Regions from separate parts of the Homo sapiens genome. Here region 2 is linked to region 1. A link is an interaction called in ENCODE POLR2A ChIA-PET data of the cell type or tissue named here. Cell type or tissue: MCF 10A. All regions are shown on one strand. Each heading gives the region's core, and the rest is flanking DNA. Links, peaks and the distances in the headings are about the cores only. Region 1 overlaps LINC02765 (long intergenic non-protein coding RNA 2765). Region 2 has its middle 18 kb from the start of SDE2.

Region 1 (2,802 bases), core at 260-2,759:
CCTACTTCCCGGGTTCATTTTATAAAGCTTATAGGGATGGTCGCAGCATCTGAGGTGAACACATTTTGGGAGCATCTTTCTAGTCCACAGCAAACCCCTTAGCCAGAGCAGTCCTCCACCGTTGCCCAGTGAGACCCTCCCTCACTGGTCTGTGTCACTGCTCCAGGTTCAATGAGACCCTCCACCCAGATGAGCATGAGCCCAGCCAGGGTGGGCTGTTCAGTTTCTTCCCTGGGAATCTGGAGCTGGATTGAGCTGGTCTGCAGGTAAATGGGCTTTTATTGCGTGAGGGGGATATGGGAGAGGCTGTTCCCACCACCATGGGCCCTGGGACAGCAGCGGCTGTGGGTTGGAGAGAGCGGGGAAGGCAAGCTGCGCAGGCAGGGTCAAAAGAGGGAGGTGGCCCCGGGCTCCAGGCCCCCTGAGGCAGGCCATGGGGTGGCAGGGTAGGGGCAGTGCTCCTGTTGTCTGGATGTTGAAGGAGGTCCTGGGAGATGAGTGATGTGGCCCCATGGCCAGTCATCCAGACTTTCCAGCCCCAGCCACCTTGACCCTCCTTCCCTCAACACCTTCTCTTGCCCTTGAGCTGCTGCTCCCGACAAGTAGGTAGGTCCCCAAGTCACCAGATATTCTGTCATGCTTTAGGTGACTAGACCCCCACATCCCAGCAGCTGTGCTCCCTGGCTGCTCCTGAAGAGTTGCCAGCCCCCTCCCTGGCCCTCACCAGTCCTGACAAAGGGGCTGAGGGGACAGGGGCAGGACTGGTCTGCTGGGTCCAGGGTGGCTTGGGGCCAGGCCGTTCTGTATCCTGGTTTTATAAAACGAAGCTGTGCTGCTCCTTCAGGCGATGGGGCGGGGCAGAGGGGGCACAGACTCCTCCTGACATCTCTGGCTTTGGGACAAAACAATTTACCCGGTGGACTCTTCTAGCCTGGTCTGAGAGCCCAGCAGGCTCGAGACACTGCAACCTGGCCTGGCCGTGGGCAGGCAGGGAGTGGAGGTTGCGGCATCGTCTGGGCAGAGGAGCTGGGGCGTTTGCCAGAAGTCTCCAACGGGCCATCTGGTCCCAGAGAGCAGAGCACACAGCCTCAAGAAATACGAGAAAGGCGGCAGGGGCAGGTGAGCTACAAAGAGGGCTCCCCTGGGCAGTTTCATTTTTAGGGGATTGTTTCATATATCTTCGGACCTTCAGGGTTTTAATATGTTTGAAGCTGTGCAGTGAAGCCCAAGGTCCTCTATGTGACCTTGCAACCCCTCTGGGCCTTGGCCAGCTGCCGCTCTGCCCCTTGCCTGCCCTCCAGACTCTGGTAAACATCAGCAAACCTGGATGGAGAGGAACCGTGGATGAGGATGAAGTGGGGAGTAGGTCCTCCAAATCCTTCCAAAGCCACCTCATCCTTCCAGCTAGCTCCAGGCAGGAGCAGCAAGCTCCCTGTGCTGTCCTGCATCAAACAGGCAAGGACAGCTGGACACGGAGAGAAGAGGCTGCAGGAGAAATGAAATTACCTCCACAGCCCAGGCAAGACAGCAGCCAGGGGTGCCTATCTGCCAGCTGTGCAGGAAAGACCCCTTCCCCACCATCCCCCGCTGGTCGGGGAGAGCCACACTTGCTTTTACTTATACTCAGTAGGTGTGATTAGCAATGCGAGTCTGGGAAGTTTTTTTCTCGAACTAGAAACCTTGGGTGGCACCCTTGTTGGGGTAACAGTGAGAGGTGTGGGTGACAGAGGGGAGGGGCCTTGATGCTTCCTTGCTCTTGGCAGGGGGAGCTGGCTGGTGGATGATTCATTCATTCAGTAATTGTTTATCTAGAGGAAATGATGGGCAAAGGCCCTGTGGGGTGGGCAGTGTCATATGAGGTGTCAGGAGGTGGCTGCAAAGGAGAGGAGCTTGCAGGGGTTAAGGCAGCTGAGGGACCTTAACCCGAGGTGGCACCTGGCTTAGCTCTCATAGCTGTGGTTGCTGCTTTTACGGTAGATTAGATTTTCCTGAAGCATGGCAAGAAAGAATAGTTGGGACAGGCTAGGTTTCTGAGCAGAATGCAACCTTTGGCAAAACCCCATAAAATACTCTGTAGCTTAAAAAAAATCCCCAGACCTCAGCCAACTATAGTTATGCTCCTAAACCAGTTCAACAGAAGCCCTTACATGACTGCTGATCTGGGTGGCAGGTGGTGGCTGTCTGCACCCTAGGCTGCAGGGAGGATGGCCCCGGGAGCCCCCAGACCACAGACACCAACAGAGGCCCGGGGTGGGGTGGGCGGTACCAGAGGCAGCTGCCGAGGACTCTTGGAGATGCTCCCTCTGCTCCTCCTTTTGCCACCAGGGGCCTGAAAAAGGATTTCCTTCCGTGGGAAAATCCAGATCGGCCTCCCTGTCACCTCTTCTTCACCCTCATTCGTTCCTCCCCCTGGGATAATCTGACTGTGCCTGTTCAGCTCTGTGGCTAAACAGAGTGGATCCTGTCAGTCCTCACCCTACGGATCGCTGAGGTCCTGCACCTTTCGCTTGGCCATGCTCAGCTCCGGGGCTCCCACCCGCCTTGCCTTTACCCCGGGACTGCTCTCCGCCTCCGTGGCTGGGTCCTGTCCTCGGGCTCCCTTCTTCAGTAGCAAGGACCTTAGGTCCTCATCCTTGAGCCTCTTCTCTCCCAAACAGACCCTTGTACCTGAGCTTGTCCACTCCCGAGGAGAACAGACATGTGCCCAGGCCTCGGAAATCTGTTGTTTCTAGGCTTCCTCTCTGTAAAGTTCCTGATTCATATAACTCATTGTAGGAATTGTGACTGGACATCCAGAGGCAT
Region 2 (2,765 bases), core at 1-2,500, 520 kb before region 1:
GTGCAATGACACAATCTCGGCTCACTGCATCCACCATCTCCTGGGTTCAAGCAATTCTCCTACCTCAGCCTCCCAAGTAACTGGGATTACAGACATGTGCCACCACACCTGGCTCATTTTGTATTTTTAGTAGAGATGGGGTTTCTCCATGTTGGTCAGGCTGGTCTCAACTCCTGACCTTGTGAACCACCCACCTCGGCCTCCCAAAGTGCTGGGATTACCACCGTGCCTGGCCAGTTTTCTCTTTTTTAAAAAGAATCTCTTCGCTAGGTGCAGTGGCTCAGGCCTGTAATCCCAGCACTTTGGGAGGCTGAGGCGGGCAGATCATTTGAGGTCAGGAGTTCAAGACCAGTCTGGCCTTCATGATGAAATGCTGTCTCTACTAAAAATACAAAAAAATGAGCCAGGTGTGGCAGTGCGTGCCTGTAATCCCAGCTACTTGAGAGGCTTAGGCATGAGAATTGCTTGAACCCAGGAGGCGGAGGTTGCAATGAGCCAAGATCATGCCACTGCACCCCAGCCTGGGTGACAGAGTGAGACCCTGTCTCAAAAAATAAAAAGAATCTCTTTACAGATCTTGTTCCACTGTCTTCTGGCCTTCATTGTTTCTGATGACAAATCAGTGGGTATTCAAATAGTTTTTCCCTTTATAGAATGCGTCTTTCTCTTTGGCAGCTTTCAGGTGTGGTTTTCTATGTATTTATCTTGGGAGTTTGATGAATTTCTTGGCTCTCTAAATTTATGCCATTTAATCAAATATAGGAAAGTGTCAGCCATTATTTCCTCAGATCTTTTTCCTGACCCATGTTTTCTCTTTCCTGGGACTTCAGTTATAAATATACTAAGCTTCGGTCTCAGTCTCCGAGTCTCTGTCTTTTTTTTTTTTTTTTTCCACCAAACGCTTCTCTCTGTTCTTCAGATGATTTCTGTAATATAGCTAAGTTGATGGAGAGTCTTCAAGCCAAAGTTGCCTTTTGGAGGAGTTGGCATCTTGCCAGAATGGGCCTGCCTTAGTACCTGTACTGTGCACGTTGGCTATAAAGAGTCCCCAGAAAGTGTGGCCTGAGTGTGAACCCGGTGGCCCCAGAGCATCACTGAGTGATGCTCCCCACAGCAGGAGATCTGAGAGGCGTATTTTCGTGGCTGCCACAGTATGTTCTGTTGCTTAGGGAGGATTATTTTTCTAGCTTGGGTAGTTGGAAACAGTTTTCTTCAAATTATGTGGGTGCCTGTTCAGATCTTAAAAAGCACACCCAAAGGGAGAAGGGAAACATTTAGATTTAGTGAAGGTTTACTTTTTAAAATTTTTTTATTTTATTTTATTTTTAGATGGAGTCTTGCTCTGTCGCCCAGGCTGGAGTGCAGTGGCGCCATCTTGGCTCACTGCAAGTTCCACCTCCCGGGTTCACGCCATTATCCTGCCTCAGCCTCCCAAGTAGCTGGGACTACAGGCACGTGCCACCACACCCGGCTAATTTTTTTGTATTTTTAGTAGAGACGGGGTTTCACTGTATTAGTCAGGATGGTCTCGATTTCCTGACCTGGGGATCCGCCCACCTTGGCCTCCTAAAGTGCAGGGATTACAGGCCTGAGCCACCGCGCCCAGCATAGTGAAGGTTTACTTTACAAGATCAGGGTTCATCTTTGAGAGACTCAGGCAGCCATGCCCAAAGAATTTCTTTCTTTTGTGGCAGCATGAAGCTGGCTGGGCCAGTGCCCCTTTCCTAATTGGCCTGGTTATCCTCTTCAGGTTGCCAGAGCACTAGCTGGGCCCTGCTTTATTTAGCATGGGAGTGTGAGCAGCTGTTGCCCTGCTCCCTGCAGGCAAATAGACCTTGACTGGCAAAATGAAAAGACTATAGAGTTTTCTAATTGCCCCCTCTCTTGTAGCATTAAAGGCTAAAAGTAAGGAGGCTGCTGATGAGCAGAAACTGACCATCTAGCCTCTCTTCCTAGGTGGCTGTAGTTCTTCCAGCCCTCGCTGATCTGTGCGTGGGGATGTTAATGGGCTTTTGCTGTGGGTCCATTTCACTCACCCACACATTTTGTTTTGGAGATAGCTACCTTCCTCCTTCCTCTTCTAGTACTCGTACCGCAAGCTTCCTCATTATATTCCTTTTGTCAGTTCAAATGGGAGTTTGCAAGAGGGAATTAAACAAATATGCTCAGATTACCATCTTGAGCCAGCACCTGTTAGTGATTTTCAAGGTGAAAAGTACCCCCCCCCGAGAAAGTCTAGGAACACCAGGTGTTAATTCTAGGCTGGTTCTGATCAAAATCTTAAAAATGTTGACTTAAACTTTATGGCCTTATTTGTGTGCCTGAACTAGAATACAGGAAAAGATATTATGGACTCCAGGTGGCCCTGTGCCACCCACACTGTTGCTGCAAGTCACCTGCCTATTGGCCTGTTTCTGGGAGGGATCTCTGATTCAGTCAGTGCCAGTCTCATCTCTGGTATGTTTGGTACTACTTTTTCTTTGCATTCACCTTCATGAGATTTCCTTTGAGAAAAACTAAATTAATGATGCTCTATAAAGTAAGCCTACACTCAAACCATTCATAGGTCATTGATTCAGGATGGCCCCCACATAATACTGCTGAGCTGAAGGAAAGAATGTGCATGGTCATACTTCGGTTTTCCCTGGAATACAGGCCATGTGGTGTGGTGGGCCTTAGGGCAAGGGTTTTAGGGTTACTGATCTGGGTCTAAAATCCTGATTTTCCTCCTTTCTAATAGTGTTTCCTCAGACAAGCTCCATAGC

The links. ChIA-PET counts read pairs that join two places held together with the same protein. Peaks named below come from ENCODE experiments on the same cell type or tissue, not always from the same donor. Only the 100,000 strongest peaks of a DNase experiment are listed, where the experiment ranks them.
Region 2: POLR2A ChIA-PET joins it to region 1 with 8 read pairs; 14 of 35 experiments call an interaction of 5 or more read pairs at or near these places.

What each region holds. Positions count from the first base shown.
Region 1 is chr1:225,459,858-225,462,659 of GRCh38, reverse strand. The region is part of intron 2 of LINC02765 (long intergenic non-protein coding RNA 2765); the gene reads left to right. Among named protein-coding and RNA genes, the nearest start is that of LINC02765, 6.5 kb to the left of the region's middle. RefSeq lists an enhancer at 1,486-2,167. In MCF 10A, for the core only: no CTCF peak of the experiment used is centred there; DNase peaks (open chromatin) are centred at 1,009 and 1,789.
Region 2 is chr1:225,979,760-225,982,524 of GRCh38, reverse strand. No RefSeq gene overlaps it. Among named protein-coding and RNA genes, the nearest start is that of SDE2, 18 kb to the left of the region's middle. In MCF 10A, for the core only: no CTCF peak of the experiment used is centred there; no DNase peak of the experiment used is centred there.